2 separate regions of the Homo sapiens genome follow, and region 2 is linked to region 1. A link is a contact called in ENCODE Hi-C or POLR2A ChIA-PET data. All regions are on one chromosome and are shown on one strand. The core of a region is the stretch at or near the end of the contact, and the rest is flanking DNA. Distances in the headings are between cores, read along the strand shown. Region 1 overlaps MAML2 (mastermind like transcriptional coactivator 2). Region 2 overlaps MAML2 (mastermind like transcriptional coactivator 2).

The links. Hi-C counts contacts between places; a loop is a spot of excess contacts on that map. ChIA-PET counts read pairs that join two places held with the same protein, here RNA polymerase II (POLR2A). Pooled maps may share reads with other maps.
Region 2: a loop to region 1 is called in a map of PC-9, with 2.8 times the contacts of the local background. The contact joins two enhancer-like sites. A Hi-C loop is called at or near these places in 1 of 168 maps with a recorded cell type or tissue (PC-9) and 5 of 50 pooled maps. POLR2A ChIA-PET finds 5 or more read pairs at or near these places in 7 of 52 experiments (A549, Caco-2, GM12878 and 4 more).

The regions. Positions count from the first base shown.
Region 1 is chr11:96,033,010-96,035,709 of GRCh38, reverse strand. All of the region lies in intron 2 of MAML2 (mastermind like transcriptional coactivator 2), which reads left to right. Among named protein-coding and RNA genes, the nearest start is that of MTMR2, 110 kb to the right of the region's middle. Within about 2 kb of position 1,414, at least 2 of the 41 ENCODE cell types and tissues checked have a DNase peak (open chromatin) inside an H3K27ac peak, as active enhancers do; they include PC-9, where a contact is called at or near this core.
Region 2 is chr11:96,241,968-96,244,667 of GRCh38, reverse strand. All of the region lies in intron 1 of MAML2 (mastermind like transcriptional coactivator 2), which reads left to right. Among named protein-coding and RNA genes, the nearest start is that of MIR1260B, 98 kb to the left of the region's middle. RefSeq lists an enhancer at 972-1,121. Within about 2 kb of position 1,332, at least 38 of the 41 ENCODE cell types and tissues checked have a DNase peak (open chromatin) inside an H3K27ac peak, as active enhancers do; they include PC-9, where a contact is called at or near this core.

The DNA.
Region 1 (2,700 bases), core at 165-2,664:
GAGAACCCAATGTTGGGAGAATACCAAAAAATGGGAAAGCACAGCAGTAATCTTCCCTGTCTCTGTGCTTCCTTCCTTCTGAGATCTCATGATCTCTTGCTTCATTCCTCTCTGAAGTTTCCTCTACAAAGATCTTAGTTACTGTTGCCCAGTGATTTCAGCCTGCACAGGACTTTGGGTTACCACGATACTATTTCTTGCTCTACATGACTTTCCAGTGCCAGGAGCTAACACCTGACAGACCCAGTCTCCTATCTTCCGTAGAATCCACATCCTCAGAAAACAAGAATTTGATTGATCTAGGCAGAGCAGATTGTTCCAAAAGAAGGTGCTGTGAGAAAATAATGGGCATACCTAAAACACGCACTACTTTTTTAAAAGACACTCTATTTGAAATTTTAAAATCAGAATTACTTATGGTTGGCTTCGCATAGCTTTCTTCCAGTCTAGCGTGGTTTCTTTTCCACATTCCTGCCACTGATATGTCTACCCTCTCTTGACCTATCTCACACTTGCCCTGATTGCCTTTCTAAAGGGTACCACACAATTCCAGAATTCTAATCTTTTATCTTTGTGGTAGTTATGCAAATTCTTTTCCTTCTTTGGGAGTTAAATTCCACCTCCACTTCCTCAAGGTAGCTTTCCCATATTACCCAGTAATTATATTAGTCTGTCCTTAATTCCAGGACCTTTGCCTATGAGGACGGGTTCAAATAATTCAGAAAGCAGACAAGCCTTTTAATCTTTTAAACTAAACCTCTTGGACACTCCCATATGCTTCCCCATGTGACTAAGGGCATATATTGAAAACCATATGGTTACAATGATTAGAGTCCAAGAAAAAGCTAACTGGCCCTATATGATCAAACCAATAACTCTGACCCCCAAAAATGCCATCTAGACAAAATATGACCTCAAATTTATAGTGGATAGTCTGAGTCCAGTGCTCAGAGATGCCATGTATTTTCCCTTTAGAATATGCTTTTAAGATTTCTCGTGATGCTAAATGATTTTGAATGCTCAATAAAGTATCAAAAAAGATTAAAGTATCAAAAATAATTTTGGTATTCTGGGCAGAATTTGAAAAGCTTCAAGTCTTTTCTTATTACTTTGCTACTTCCACAAAATTTTTTTGCATTAGAAATGGAGCTTTATAGTAAGTTGATGGAATTATTTTTAATTATGTGGTTTCATAAATAACAAATGTTTTTAAACAGAAGAAATCTCTCTCTGACACACACACACACACACACTCTCTCTCTCTCTCTCTCTCTCTCACACACACACACACACACACACACTTCAAAGTATTTGACCAACTGCCCTAGCTGGCTGACTGTGCTGTTTTAGAAGCAATGAAAGGACAGGGAGATGGGGGTCATATTCTGTGCTTCCTGGATTGGTTGTTAGTCATTAGATACAAACAGTATAAAACCCAGACTTTATGAGTGATCATTATGTTATTATATATCTTTATGAGACGCATTCCCCTCAGGCCACCTAAAGTACTACAATGTTTTAGATGTTGAACTATTTAACCATAATTATTACAACTAAAACCTCATTAAATGTATCCAATAAAGTAGATTCAATGCTTCCACTTAGTTTAGTTTAGTAACAAGAGCTATAAGGAACGTTGTTCTTTCCCCAAAGAGTTTAAAATTTGAGGATTGGCCAACAATAGGGAGTGGGGGATAAAAATAATAGGAAAGAAAAGATTTTCCTTAAAACCCTTTGTAAAGTGTTTTCTATTTTCATGCCTAACAAATGAAGCCTTCATCATCTTTGCTTCTGGGAAGAGTTTCAAGCCTAAGAAACACAATTGGAAACCTGCCGTGTTGCAGCCCATCCTCTGTTAGTAATTCCAACTGGATCCAAATGGAATATCTCCCTTCCAAGAGCTCTCTGAAAAAAATCTCGTGATGAGAGATGAAACCCAGCCAATGCAACCTGGAAGGTTTCACATTTACCCTCTGTCACTAGGTTTTCCCAGACGCGACCCAGGGTACACTCTCCTCTTCCATGTGCTCTCTCACCAGACCACAACTTTCACCCCAAGAGTCAATTCCTCTGCCATGCACCATCCAAAACAAAATTAATCAGAATCTGCTGGAATCCATTTATTCAAAAATTTTTGAGCATTTACAGTGCGTCAAGTCTAGTACAAGATTAGGTATGCACAATCCCTGTCTTCAAGGAGCTCACAGTCTCTGAAGGACTTACAGACTTGAAACTATTACCTAAGCATAGATTCATTTATGTGTTAAACATTCTTTATGGCATTCCTGCCAGGCATTTTAACAGGCACTGTGGTAGATACAAGTAAAGCATGGATTTTTATTGTATGGAACTTACAATCCTAAGAAGATAAGACAGAGAAGGAACTCTGATATAAGGTACTACATGATAAATGTTGCAAAAGTGGAAGTAGAAATAATTGTCCCCAGGGCAGGTAAGGGTTTGGAAACCACTTGGATACAAGATAAGGTTGAGCAATGCCAGGAAAAGGAATTTGAGGGAACTGTGAACAGCAGTCATCTTAGGAGGTTACACTAGCACATTCCATGCCATTTTGTAAAAAGTGCTTAAATAGCATGTATTAGTTTTGTTGTCTTAAGAAGTAAAATAAGCTGTAGACCATTTCAAGGGAGAGTCTCCCTGTTTTAAAAATTAAGCTATAATTTACATGCTACAAATTTC
Region 2 (2,700 bases), core at 83-2,582, 210 kb before region 1:
CATAGTTCTGTAGAGTCGTAGGGGTGAAATGAAATAATGCATGTAAAGAACTTTGTGTTATAATTGGCACATAGTGCTCAGAAATGTTAGCTATTATTAATATAATAAAACAATAATCGATATATATGGCTATAACCATATAAACCATTTTTAATTTAAGGATGAATAATTACAACGTGTAGATATCATGAATGCATTGATTGTAATACACTTCAGAATACCAGTAATTTTCTAATCATTAGAGTTTAAGCTCTTCTATCCATATATTAGAAGTGTAACAACCACAAGCTTCCTTATCTACTTATAGAATTGCAAGCATAGCTTACATATGAAAACGTTCTTACACGTCATAATAGGGCAGCCAGTTGTATTAAGCACCTTGTCTTATTAAGATACCATTGTTGTGTGCAGTCAAATGTTTGTAGTTTCTTGGTAAGTGCCCTTAAGGCAGATGTCTTACCCTCCAGGGAGACACTGAGGCTCTCAAAAGGGGTAATAATATTTCAAAACATCTGGAACACGGTTTGAGCCATTAGGCCGCACAGCCCCAAGTTTTTATTAATTTGTACTCCAGACTTCACTAGAGGAAAAAGCAGCACGATTTTTAGGCGAAGGAATAAGCCACTTGAGGTCCGCCTCTGAATCAGTTTCACAAAGAAAAGTCCATCAGTGCAGAGGAAGGCCAGCGGACCTGAGTACCTATGTCGTGGTTAAAGAAGGATGACTGGGCCGGGCGCGGTGGCTCACGCCAGTAATCCCAGCACTTTGGGAGGCCAAGATGGGCGGATCACGACAAACCATCCTGACTAACACGGTGAAACCCTTTCTCTACTAAAAATACAAAAAATTAGCCAGGCGTGGTGGCGTGCGCCTGTAGTCCCAGCTACTCGGAAGGCTGAGGCAGGAGAATGGCATGAACCTGGGAGGCGGAGCTTGCAGTGAGACAACATCGCGCCACTGCACTCCAGCCTGGGCGACAAAGCGAGACTCCGTCTCAAAAAAAAAAAAAAAAGAAAAAGAAGGATGACTGTTCAGAAGGCACTTTCAGCTTTTCTCATAGTTTTAACATGTGGGTCTTCCTTCTTGGAGGTATGGGAAAAACAGTCTAAGCCTGATGAGAAAAGGCTGTGGATTTCTCAGGTGATGGCTCTCGCGAGGTCTGAGCCGCGCGGCTGGGGTCTGGCTCCGCGCGTGCCTGGACACGCACAGATTGTTTTGAACTTGAGCAACGCCTCCTGCTAGCTTTCCACCCGATTTCTGTCTGTTCAGAGCTGGCCTCCTCTAGCAGGAAGTGCCTGCCGTTTAAGGAGTGCAGGCAATTCCCGACAGCCAACCCCGCCTCCCCCGCCTCCTTGCTCTGCTTCCTTCTCATTGGTCTGGAGGCCGGCCGGGCCTTATCCTCGCATTTTTAAAATGTCTTCTTTTGTCAGCTTGAGGTTTTCCAGAATTTAAAAGCGGAAAGGAAGAGAGAAGGACAAGGAAGCTATAAAAGACACATTAAATAAACTCTACTGGGAACAAGTGTGTGTGTGTGTAAGAGAGAATGTAACTTTTGCAAGGGAAGTTGGTAGATTGCTTATTATTTTAACAAAGAGGGGGTGTGTGTGTATGTGTATGTGTGTGTGTGTGTGTCCCTGAACTGGAGAAGCAGATGTTTAAAGGAGGCAGCAGGAAGCAGTTCTGACAAATGAAAGGATTTTTGATTGAATTCATGAGCTAAAGTTTCCTGCCAGTAATGCATTCAACCCTAGGCTACATAAAAGAAAAACCTATATAATTGAGGTTTAATTGCTTAACTTTTAAACATGCAACCAGAACAGGCAAGTGTAGCTTCCACAGGTAAACCTAAGTGATGCTGTAAGCTGATTTGGGGTTATTATTTATTGGCACTTCATAAAATTATGATCCTTTCCCCTTTATCATGCTCCTGCTTTTTCAGTGCTTGAGTGCCAGAGTCTATCCCTTATTGTCTGTGTAAGTTAAAATCCTTGGTGCACACTTTTTTTTTCTCTTTAAGCTGTTTCGTGAGCAGGTGCAGATGGCTTTCATGAACTGAGCCAAATGAAATGCTCTGTTTCAGCCTGCAGAAACTAAAGTTTTTAAAAACGGAACAACTGTTTTGTGCTGTACCTATAATTCAACTGGAAAATGTTTTCCCCCTTTTATGATGAAAACTGCCATCTCTGTTTCTCTTACTGAATCTGGTTTATTTACAGCCTTAAGGAAATCTTGTCACTAAAATCCACCCTCACCACTCCTCCAGTATTTTTCAGTCTGATGATTTCACAACCAGAGCCATTGCAAAATAAGAGTACATGGGCATTTTTTTAAAATCCCTAGTGATTTTTATGAAGTTTTTTCCTGTCTTGTTTCTCATTGTATAATTAAGTAAACAGTTTCAGGAATACTCAAAACATTGAGAGTGCTCTACCTTTTCATAAATATAATATGAAATAAATCACTTTATTCATCAAGGGTTTTAATTTTAAACCAAGCAACAGAAAGAGGGGCATCCACTTGGTTTGGTGCTTGCATTGTTGAATCCTCTTGAGAAACAAAGTAAAAAAGTGAATTAACTTCCTTGGATCATAGAAAGCTCTAGTGGCCATGGTTGTGATGAACCTTAGCTTTCTGCTCCAATCACACTTGCATGGGCTCTCATGCAAAGATATATAACAAGTAACCATAACCCAAAGCTGT